Regions from separate parts of the Homo sapiens genome. Here region 2 is linked to region 1. A link is a contact called in ENCODE Hi-C or POLR2A ChIA-PET data. All regions are on one chromosome and are shown on one strand. Each heading gives the region's core, a stretch centred on a gene start or an enhancer-like site at or near the end of the contact. The rest is flanking DNA. Distances are from core to core; before and after follow the strand shown. Region 1 overlaps ERRFI1-DT (ERRFI1 divergent transcript). Region 2 overlaps SLC45A1 (solute carrier family 45 member 1).

Evidence for each region. Hi-C counts contacts between places; a loop is a spot of excess contacts on that map. ChIA-PET counts read pairs that join two places held with the same protein, here RNA polymerase II (POLR2A). Pooled maps may share reads with other maps.
Region 2: a loop to region 1 is called in a map of left cardiac atrium, with 2.7 times the contacts of the local background. The contact joins two enhancer-like sites. A Hi-C loop is called at or near these places in 18 of 168 maps with a recorded cell type or tissue (CD14-positive monocyte, CD4-positive, alpha-beta T cell, CD4-positive, alpha-beta memory T cell and 11 more), 17 of 37 single-sample maps with no recorded cell type and 24 of 50 pooled maps. POLR2A ChIA-PET finds 5 or more read pairs at or near these places in 3 of 52 experiments (AG04450, HepG2 and activated CD4-positive, alpha-beta T cell).

What each region holds. Positions count from the first base shown.
Region 1 is chr1:8,036,572-8,042,003 of GRCh38, forward strand. The region is part of intron 2 of ERRFI1-DT (ERRFI1 divergent transcript); the gene reads left to right. Among named protein-coding and RNA genes, the nearest start is that of ERRFI1-DT, 13 kb to the left of the region's middle. RefSeq lists a silencer at 4,038-4,332. Within about 2 kb of position 4,165, at least 16 of the 41 ENCODE cell types and tissues checked have a DNase peak (open chromatin) inside an H3K27ac peak, as active enhancers do; they include PC-9 and ascending aorta, where a contact is called at or near this core.
Region 2 is chr1:8,341,736-8,347,113 of GRCh38, forward strand. It overlaps SLC45A1 (solute carrier family 45 member 1), which reads left to right. Exons shown (of 9, transcript NM_001080397.3): 9 at 2,012-2,430. The coding sequence ends at 2,278. Among named protein-coding and RNA genes, the nearest start is that of SLC45A1, 26 kb to the left of the region's middle. RefSeq lists an enhancer at 1,141-1,881. Within about 2 kb of position 1,781, at least 24 of the 41 ENCODE cell types and tissues checked have a DNase peak (open chromatin) inside an H3K27ac peak, as active enhancers do; they include PC-9 and ascending aorta, where a contact is called at or near this core.

The DNA.
Region 1 (5,432 bases), core at 2,915-5,414:
GGCTCACGCCTGTAATTCCAGCACTTTCAGAGGCTGAGGCAGGAGGATCACTTGAGGTCAGGAGTTCAAGATCAGCCTGGCCAACATGGTGAAACCCCGTCTCTACTAAAAATACAAAAATTAGCTGGGCGTGGTGGCGCCCGCCTGTAGTCCCAGCTCCCAGCTACTTGGGAGGCTGAGGTGGGAAGATCACTTGAGCCTAGAAGGTCGAGGCTGCAGTGAGTGGAGATCATGCCACTACACTTCAACCTAGGTGGTGGAGTGAGAACCTGTCTCAAAAAATTAAAATAAAATAAATAAATTTTGGATCTAGAATGGACAGGACTTAATGGTAACTTGCACATGAGAAATGAAGGAAAAATAAAATAAATGATGATTCCAGCTTTCTGGCTTAAATAACTGGGTGAACGATGGTGCAGTAGTTTACTGAGTAGGAGATGGAGGGAGCTGGGCATTGGAGTATGGGAGATGGTACCCCCTGATAAACAGGGGGGCTTATAACTTAGCTGAAGACCTAATGGCAAGAGAGATATGAAGCACAGTAAGTTTTCCAAAATGCTTCATTTCAGCAGTCCTGTGGAAAATGTGGGTAGAGATGGGCAACCTGGTTTCATACTACTCAAGAAAGCTTGTGCAGAGATCCCTGTGGTTAGTAACCTGGATTCTAGGGATGAAGGGCAGCTCACTCAGAGGCTCAGCTCTTTGGTCTTCAGCCACTGAGGTTAACAGAAACAGTGGCTGGCTGGCAGTCTTATTTTGGGAAATACAGGTTCCTATCCATGATCTGTCTCTTGGAGTCAACAACATTGCAAAAGCAACAGATATCTAATGGAGACACCACTAGAACTCAGGACTTTGGGTTTAATACTCCTTTTATAAGAAAGGATATAAATTTCAAATCATTTATGAAGGTCAGATGAATATTGATTGATCCTTGAATTAAATTTGCCAATGCATCTGGAACCATAATTTCTTTTGAGTTGTTTCTGACCTCTTCCTCAGTCCATCTAAGACTGTGGGATTAAAGTAATCTTCTTTCCAAATTATACTTTTAAAAATAATGACTGTAAATGCCTGATATCTTAAAGGTGTCAGATTTTTTTTTTTTTTTTTTTTTTTTTTTTTTTTTTTTTTTTTTTTTTTTTTTGAGATAGAGCCTTGCTCTGTCGCCCAGGCTGGAGTGCAGCGGCAATTTCAGCTGACTGCAACCTCTGCTGCCTGGGTTCAAGTGATTCTCATGCCTCAGCCTCCCGAGTAGCTGGGACTACAAGCGCCCGCTGCCACAATTGGCTAATGTTTGTATTTTCAGTAGAGACAGGGTTTCACCATGTTGGCCAGGCTGGTCTCCAATTCCTGACTTCAAGTGATCCACCTGCTTCAGCCTCCCAAAGTGCTGGGATTACAGGCTTGAGCCACCGCGCCCAGCCAGATTTTTTTTTTTTCCTAGAACAGGCGTGTGTGTGTAATTAAGACACATGACCATTCCTGTGTTGTTTTCTCTTGTAAAATAAGTGTAATTAAGTCATTAACCTTAGGGAGCTGTGATTCATAAAAACTGGGAAAAAAATGTAACAAAATCTTAGTTTTCACTGACTTAGAAATATAATAAAATCGACTTCCTATTAGTGCACACCATCCTGAGGCATCAGAAGGTACCCCAGGACATCCATGGTAACCATTACATTCATTCAACAAACATTTACTGAGTATCTTACTACATATATTTCTAATGGTTTCTACTTTTTCAAAGTAAAATCCAGAAAAATTTCTAGTCATTTGAACTTTGCTTCTATTTGAAGTTTTCTTTAATTCTTTATATGCATTTGTCCTGTCTCATTAGAGTATATGATCCTAGTGAAGATTATGATTTCTTTTGTATCTCTTATAGCACACAGCACCACTGTTGACTGTCTTGGCCATAAGCTTAAACTATAGGATGGAAAATTCAGGTGGATACAAACAGCCTAATTGATATAAAAATGGAAAAGAAGCCTCATCAGACCAAGGCTGTAGATTCTACCTCCTTAAAATTTTTCGAGAATCAAATAAACTCTTTGAACCAGTATTTTTACCAGCACTCTAAGGAAATAGGCCAGGCACAGTGGCTCACGCCTGTAATCCCAGCACTTTGGGAGGCTGAGGCAGGTGAATCACTTGAGGTCAGGAGTTCAAAACCAACCTGGCCAACATGGTGAAACCCCATATCTACTAAAAATACAAAAATTAGCTGGACATGATGGCTTGTGCCTGTAATCCCTACTCAGGAGGCCGAGGCACAAGAATCGCTTGAACCTGGGAGGTGTAGGTTGCAGTGAGCAGAGATCCCGCTGCTGCACTCAGCCTGGGCGACAGAGTGAGACTCCATCTCAAAAACAGCAAAAAACTGAGGAAGTAATCACAATACAGAAAGCTTTATACCCAAAGAGGTTCAATATGGTGTTATTCATAAGAGTGAAAAACTGGCCTGGTAGTAGGACAACTGGCCAAGTAAAATACAGACTATTCATATGCTAATGAGAATTTTATAATTAGGAGTAATATGATTATGAACATTTTGTAATTGAGAATAATGCCTAATAATAGCTAACACTTTTGTGGCATTTACTAAGAACTAGATACTGTTCTAAGGCTTGACATATATTAACTTAACTTTCACAACAACCCTACGAGGTACATCCTATCGTTGTACCCAGTTTACAAGGTGAGGTTAGGTCATGTGCTCAAAGTCACACAGCTAGGAACTAGATTCCAACCTAGGCAGTTAGTTTCCTTTTAACCACCACAAATTCTTTCATGATCATGTTCAGTGAAAAAAGTCAAACACAGTACCTGGCTGACAAAACAATCTGTACAACAAATTTCTGTGACATAAGTTTACCTATAACACAAACCTGCACATGTACCCCGAACCTAAAATAAAAGTTTTTTTAAAAAGTAGAATACAAAATTGAGTATGGAATATCTATCCTCATGTTATCAGTTAGGACTTTTTTTTAGTGACAGGAAACCCAACTCAAATTGGATAAATAAAAAAAGGAATTCAGTGGATCAGTACTGGAGAAGACTAGGATGTCGCTGCACACATTGCTTTGTTCACATGTTCAGATGACATCATGCAGGGCAAGACTTTCTCTAACTTTTGGCTTTATCCATGTTTGTGTTGACTTCATTTTGAGGTTCCTTGGTGGCATGATGGCTGCCAGCAAACCCTGGGATCATCTAATTAAAAATTTTAAAAACAACTTATTTAATAGTTTGAACAAAAACCCTGGGCCTGATTCTCACAAATCGAAACTGAAGGCCAGGGGAGTGCAATGTTCCAATTGGCCAAGCCTGAATGTGGGACCTCATTTGGAACCATGGGGGGAGAATCAAATCCATCTGAGGCTCAAGTGCAGAGGAGGACCAAGAGTAGAGGAGGACTAAGAGTAGAGGAGGTGATAGCTTCCCAGAGTAAGACTGAAGAATGGACTAGGAAAAAAAGGAAATGGATATTGTCAGCATACATCAAGTGTCCACAACAGCCATTTTCTTATGTACAGCATTTGACTCTGTTCACTTACAAATTTCTTAAAGTTTTCTGTTCTTTGACCTCGGTAACACTACACGTCACACCTTTTGATACCTCTCCTCAGTCCTGCTCGGTCATTTATTCTTCTCTTCCTTGTATGCTTAGATGTTGGCGTCTTCGAGGCTTTCTTTACTTATTCCTTAGTTTAGTCATCTCATTCTATTCCTGAGCTTTTATTATGATGTCTATGTAAATTACACCAAAATCTAATTGTAGTCCCATTTTCTCTCCTGGCCTGTAGTCCCTTTTTTTTTTTTCTCCTGGCCTTTAATCCCATATTTTTAATTTCTTACCAGTGCATCTCTCCTGGATATTTGTTGCAGACTGGCTTCTTGGCAAGCAGTCTTTGAGATGGAGATGAACATGGAGGACATTTATTAGAGTGTTGAAGGAAGGGTGAGGAAAAAGAATTGGGCAGAGGGAGAAGTTAAGTTGTGATCCATGTACGACATAGGCCTTAGCTAACTACATGCAAAGCTCTGGAACAGGATTGACCCTTTGGAGTTGTCCTAACTTGGGCAAGAGAGCTGGACCTTTTTTCCTCTAACTCTTATTGGTCAGTCATTGATATGGCTTGCCTTTGGAAGGAAGAGTAAGCTTGGAAAAGGCAGTTTTCTTCAGCTGAGTCACTCTCCAAACAGGGTTGACAGCTAAGGGCCATGTTCTGGCAGCATTCCCAGGAGCTTGAGGAATAAGGCTTTTCATAACTCATTGGGGATCTGGGTAGCTCATCATGGAAACTTCCTTTTGTTCTCTCTGTTGTTAGTTTATCCTTCCTCACTCCATTTTCCTAGTAGTTTTGTTGATGTTTCTACTTTGATATTTTGAGGCTATATTATTCAGAGCATACATGTTTAGAATTGTTAAATCTGTCTGATAAATCCAACATTTTGTTAATTTGTAGTAAGCCTCTATCTCTAGTAATAATTTTTGCATTAAAGTCTATTTTGTTTGATACTTCTTTTCTTTACTTTCTTTCTTTCTTTTTTTGTTTTGTCTTGTTTTGTTTTGGGACAAAGTCTCACTCTGTGGCTTAGGCTGGACTGCAGTGGCATGATCTTAGCTCACTGTAACCTATACCTCCTGGGTTTAAGCGATTCTTGTGTCTCAGCCATCTGAGTATCTGGGATTACAGGTGTGTGCCACCATGCCCAGCTAATTTTTTGTATTTTTAGTAGAGACAGAGTTTTGCCATGTTGGCCAGGCTGGTCTCAAACTCCTGGTCTTGAGTGATCTGCTTGCCTCAGCCTCCCAAAGTGATGGGATTATAGGCGTGAGAGACCACGCCTGGCCTGTTTGATATTTCTGGAGTCACAATGGCTTTCTTTTGGTTAGTACTTTGGTGTATTTTTTTCTAAAATTTTCTTTTTACTCTTTGGGTGTCCTTAAGTTTTTGGTCTGTTTTATAAACAGCGCAGAGCTGGATTAAAAAAATCTTTGTCTTCCATTGGTGAGTGTAGTTCACTTATAATTATTATGATTACTGATATATTTTACTGATAATTTCAATCATTTATACCATGCTATTTTGAACTGTCTATTTGTCTTGATTTTAAGGGTTTTTCTTTCTCATTTCTTGCATCTTTTCTTTACTCGTTGCATTTTTTTCTCATCTCATGCTCCCAATTTGGAAGTTATACCCTCTATTTCTCTTTTTTGGTGGTTACCTAGAAATTGTGAAATGCTTAACATAGCAAAGTCTAAAGCTAGTATCTTTACTCTCCTGAAAAATACAAGAAACACTTAAGAACATGTTAATTCACATCACTGCCTCCTAATTTTCATGTTCTTCCACCTCCCAATTTTCATGTTTTTGTCCAGAATTTAAACTTCTGTTTTTTTTTTTTGTTTGTTTTGTTTT
Region 2 (5,378 bases), core at 531-3,030, 300 kb after region 1:
AACATGACGAAACCATGTCTACTAAAATACAAAAATTAGCCAGGCATGGTGGCCCGTGCCCATAATTCCAGCTACTTGGGAGGCTGAAGCAGGAGAATGGCTTGAACCTGGGAGGCGGAGGTTGCACTGAGCCAAGATTGCACCACTGCACTCCAGCCTGGGTGACAGTGGCTATGTAAATAAATAAATAGGCCGGGTGCGGTGGCTCACGCCTGTAATCCCAGCACTTTGGGAGGCCAAGGAGGGTGGATCACGAGGTCAGGAGATCGAGACCATCCTGGCTAACACAGTGAAGCCCCTTCTCTACTAAAAATACAAAAAATTAGCCGGGCGTGGTGGCGGGCGCCTGTAGTCCCAGCTACTCTGGAGGCTGAGGCAGAAGAATGGCGTGAACCCGGGAGGCGGAGCTTGCAGTGAGCTGAGATCGTGCCACTGCACTCCAGCCTGGGCGACAGAGTGAGACTCCGTCTCAAATAAATACATACATACATAAATAAAGTGCCTTAAATTTTTGTTGATATTTTGCTCAGCATAGACTTTTACCGGCTGTATTGAAATATGCACCATCTAACAGTGTGTGATGTGCACCGTTCGGCGGTTTCAGCACACGCAGAGTTGTACAACCATCACCACCATCAATTTCAGAACAGTTTTGTCACCCCAGGAAGAAACCCGTCAGCCATCACCCCTCTGACCCTCCCACTCTCCCAGGCCTAGGTGACCGCTAACCTTCTTCCTGTCCCCATGGACTTGCCTATTTGGGACGTCTCCTGTGATGGAGTCAGGCAGTCTGCGGCCTCTCGTGTCTGGCATCTGCAGTGCAGCTGTGGGCTTCGAGCTCCATCTGTGCTGTTTCCTGGGTCAGCGCCTCCTTCCCTTTTATGGTCACATAATGTTCCCACCATAATTTTCCTTTGCAGTGACTTTGAAATCTTAAAATGCTGCATTGAAATATTACCTGGACAGTCTGGGCAACATAGTCAGACCCCATCTCTAAAAAAATAAAATTAAAAATTAGCCAGGTGTGGTGGCATGCACCGGTAGTTCCAGCTACTCGGGAGGCTGAGGTGGGAGGATCACTTGAGCCCAGGAGGCTGAGGCTGCAGTGGGCTGAGATTGTGCCACTGCACTCCAGCCTGGGCAACAGAGCAAGACCCTGTCTCAAAAAAAAAAAAAAGAAAAGAGAAAAGAAAGAAAGAAAAGAAATGTGACCTGGATTACTGAGTTTCTCTCTCTCCCTTTTAATCTCATGCCTCAGTTGCCTCCCCCAGGCCTGGGCCTGATTTGTTTTAGGGAGTTTGGAGTCTGACAAGTTCAGCTGGGCTGGCCCTGAGCACAGCCCTTCTGATGGGGGGAAGCCGCAGGGGAGGCCCAGGCTCCCAGGTCACAGCAATGCCCACTCACGCAGCACCTTGCAGGCCGGCTGGTGCTGGGGGAGCCCAGTGAGGGAAAGCCATGCCACCGCTCCCCACCGTCACTCTGCACAGACCACACTCTCAGCCACTGTCCCCCAGCATGGCATGCAGGGGAGGGAGAGTGAGTGACGTGCCCAAGCTGGAGGCCACGAGGACCTTGGAGCCTCGGACAGAGGACCAGCGGCTGTCATGTGCAGAGGACTTTGGGGGTGTAGGGCAGGTCCCATCCTGGATGAAGGTGAAGGAGGGGATGGCAGGAGTGGAGCGGTCGCCTGGCTGGGCAGATTGGTTTTCTTTGGGTGAGAGGATGGGGAAGAGCTCAAGTGCTGAGCGGGGAAAGTGTCTCCCGCCACCTCGGCCCGTGGGAGCTCAGCCCTCTGCCCCATTAGTCATGGATTCTTTTCATTGTCGTCATCTCTCCGAACACAAATATTGTTAAACTCTTGGCTGAACTCCCTGTGCATGTTGGCGCTGAAAAATGTGAGGCCGCTGTGTGTGGGCCGCTCGGGCCTCCTGGGCTCGCAGGACACACCGAGCTCGGTCACCCCGTGCTGGCCGCGGCGTGTCTCGCTGACACGTTTCTTCCTCTGGGTCAGTTTGCAGGGTCCAGTGCGGACGGCACCCGGCGGGGCATGGGCGTGGACATCTCTCTGCTGAGCTGCCAGTACTTCCTGGCTCAGATTCTGGTCTCCCTGGTCCTGGGGCCCCTGACCTCGGCCGTGGGCAGTGCCAACGGGGTGATGTACTTCTCCAGCCTCGTGTCCTTCCTGGGCTGCCTGTACTCCTCCCTGTTTGTCATTTATGAAATTCCTCCCAGCGACGCTGCAGACGAGGAGCACCGGCCCCTCCTGCTGAACGTCTGACATCGCGGAGCCTCGACTCCGGACACGCGCCTGCACCTGGGGGTCTGGAGCAGGCCGACCAGTGAGGACCAAAGGGCCTTGTTGGACAGGGGGACTGGCTGCCTACTGGAATGTAAATATGTGATAAAATAATAAATGACAGCGGCAAAGCCTATGGTTTCTAGGCATTGCTCTCTGGTGGCTGAGAGGTCCCCATGGGATTGAGTTACCCTCCTGAGGACTCGGGCAGGGGAGGTTTGTAAGAATCTTTTTTTGAAAGTAAAGGTGTAATTCAATGGTTCTCAACCAGGGGCAATTTTGCCACCCCACCCCCACCCCCAGGAAGACATCTGGCAAAGTCTGGAGATAGCTTTGGTTGTCACAACTCGGGGATGCTGTAAACCTCCCACGGCACACAGGACCGCCCCAACAGCAAGGAGCTAGCAAGACCCAGCTGTCAATTGTGCTGAGGTAGAGTGAGCCTGGTCTAACTGGACCATACATTCTGTACATTGCATCCCAGGGTAGAGTCACAGTATACAGGTCTTTTGGATCAGAAGGCCTCATATTCATTCACTTGTCCATTCATCCATTTATTCTCTCATCCATTCATTCATCTACCCATCCGCATATCCACCCATCCACATAACCATCCATCCACTCATCCAAATATCCTCCCATCCAAATATCCACTCATCTATATATCCATCCATCTACATACCCACCCATTCATCCGTCCACATAACCATCCGTCCACTCATCCAAATATCCACCCATCTGAATATCTACTCATCTATATATCCATCCATCCACATATCCACCCATCCACCCATCTAAATATCCACTTCTCCATATATCCATCCATCCATCCATCCATCCATCCATCCATCCATCCATCCACATCCAAATATCCACTTCTCCATATATCCATCCATCCACATATCCACCCATCCGTCCATCCACATAACCATCCATCCACTCATCCAAATATTTACCCATCTGAATATCCACTCATCCACAAAACCATCCATCCACACATCCACCCATCTACCCATCCACATAACCATCCATCTACTCATCCAAATATCCACCTATCCGAATATCCACTCATCCATATATCCATCCATCCACATGTCCACCCATCTACCCATCCAAATATCCATTTCTCCATCCATCCATCCTTCCACCCATCCTCTTATCCACTCATCCACCCTCCAGATATCCAGCGAGTGCCTGGGTGTGGCAGACAGTGGTTGGCCTGGGAATCCAGCTGTAAGTGTCCACTCTGCCCTGCTGGAACTGATGTGAGAGGAAGGGAGACACATGGCTCACTGAGGTTCCGTGCAGCGCAAGCGCAGGGAAGGAGGACAGGGCGACAGCAGCGTGTCTGGGTGGCCTCAGTAGTGAGGTGCCGTTTGAGCAGTGTCCTGATGAAGCCAGGGAGTGATCTCTGAAGTGAGCACTTGCTTGACAGGCTCGAGGGAGCATAGGCACCAAGATGCTCAGATTGTAAAATGCCCCAAAAGTTGAAATCTCAAAGAGTTTGGAGCTGATGTGGCTGGCCAGCGCCCATCCTGCCTTTTGACTCCACAGGCAGGGACTAGGGGCTGGAGGGCGAGGTTCGGGTCATTCTTCCCCCTCCATCCGCCAAGGGTTCATTCCACAGATGGACACCATGTGCCTGCTGCGTGCAGGCGTCGCTGGGCCTGGGTCTGCCCGGGCTGTGCCCACTGCCTCCCAGTGCCCCTTTGTGGATCTGGCAAAGCTCTCGTGAGTGTGGCAGTCCCTCGCCATCTGGCCTCTGACCATCTTCGTCACCTGACGCTGGAAGCTCACCAAGGCCCCTTCTCAGAGGCCTGGGAGGGCTCCTCCACGCATGGTGATTAATGGCCATGAGGGGTCACGGCCGGGTCCCTGTTGTCGCCAAGCTGGGCCTGGTCTGGGATTGTGCAGCCCCCAGTTCCCTCACTGCATGGGCCCTGTGTTCTGGGGACATATAAGACATCCCTGACCACAAATCCACAACAAACAACAGGGGTTCTGGGGCCTGTTGCCAGCCTTGGGGAGTCTGGCGTTCATGACAGTGTCTTATCATCTTGCTGTGACCACTTAGGGCCAGTCAGAAAGGCTACCTCCCCACCTGGGCCACAGCCTCCCTCCCAACCACGGCCTCCCCACCTTGGTTATGATTTTCCCACCTGAGCCCCGGCCTCCCCCATGGGCCATAGCCTTCCTCAGTGTCACTGCCTGCTGCCTCCTGGAGCCCCACCACTCCTCTCTGCGCCCCTGCTGGACTCCTGGCCTCCTGTCTACCCTCACATCCATCTTCCACCCTGAAGCTGGGGGGCTGTAAACACGGGCCTGAGCCCATCCCCTCTTCTAGTCTTCCATGACACCTACCCTGGCTCCCCAGACCCTAAGGAATCAGGTAGAAATTCCTTCCACCAAACAGAGCCCAGCCCATCTTCCCGAGCCAGCCACCCGCCACGTTGCCAGCCCCCTGTACTACAGCCACAGAACCTTTGTGGGCCACAATCGGTTCCTGTGTTTAGGATCTTCCTGCAGGCCAAGTCCACCTCTTCTCTGCCCATCAATATCTGATTCATCCATGTAGACCTGTCTGAAATGCCACTTCCTCCGTGCAGTCCACCCTGCTTGGAGCCAGTGATTCTTTCCCTGTGCTTTCATGTGATGCTGCTTTACCCTTCATGGTCATGAGCTCAGTGAAGCGGGTCTCACGGTCCCTGATACACATGTAGCTGAAGCACAGAGAGGTTTAGTGGCTTTTCAAAGTCACACCGCTCCTTTGAGCCTCTGTAGACTCAGGCCCTGTTAGTCCCATGCTTTTCCTGGAACTGCAGACTTACCCTCCCCACATTTATGTTGTTTGGAAGAGCTTCAGACTTCCTAGAAAATGTGGTGTTGGGTGGCTGTCCTCTGGTCTGGGCTGTCTTTGCCCAGAACTGGTCAAAATGAAGAATAAGGGGCTTCCCGCTTACTCTTGGCTTGTCAAATCTTAGGCCCTCTTCCTAGAACTTTCTAACAAAACACAGATTGCTTCTACACGTGGGAATCGTCCCTGTCAGCCTCTCTTTTCTGAGAACCTGCCCTGCCTCCCGAA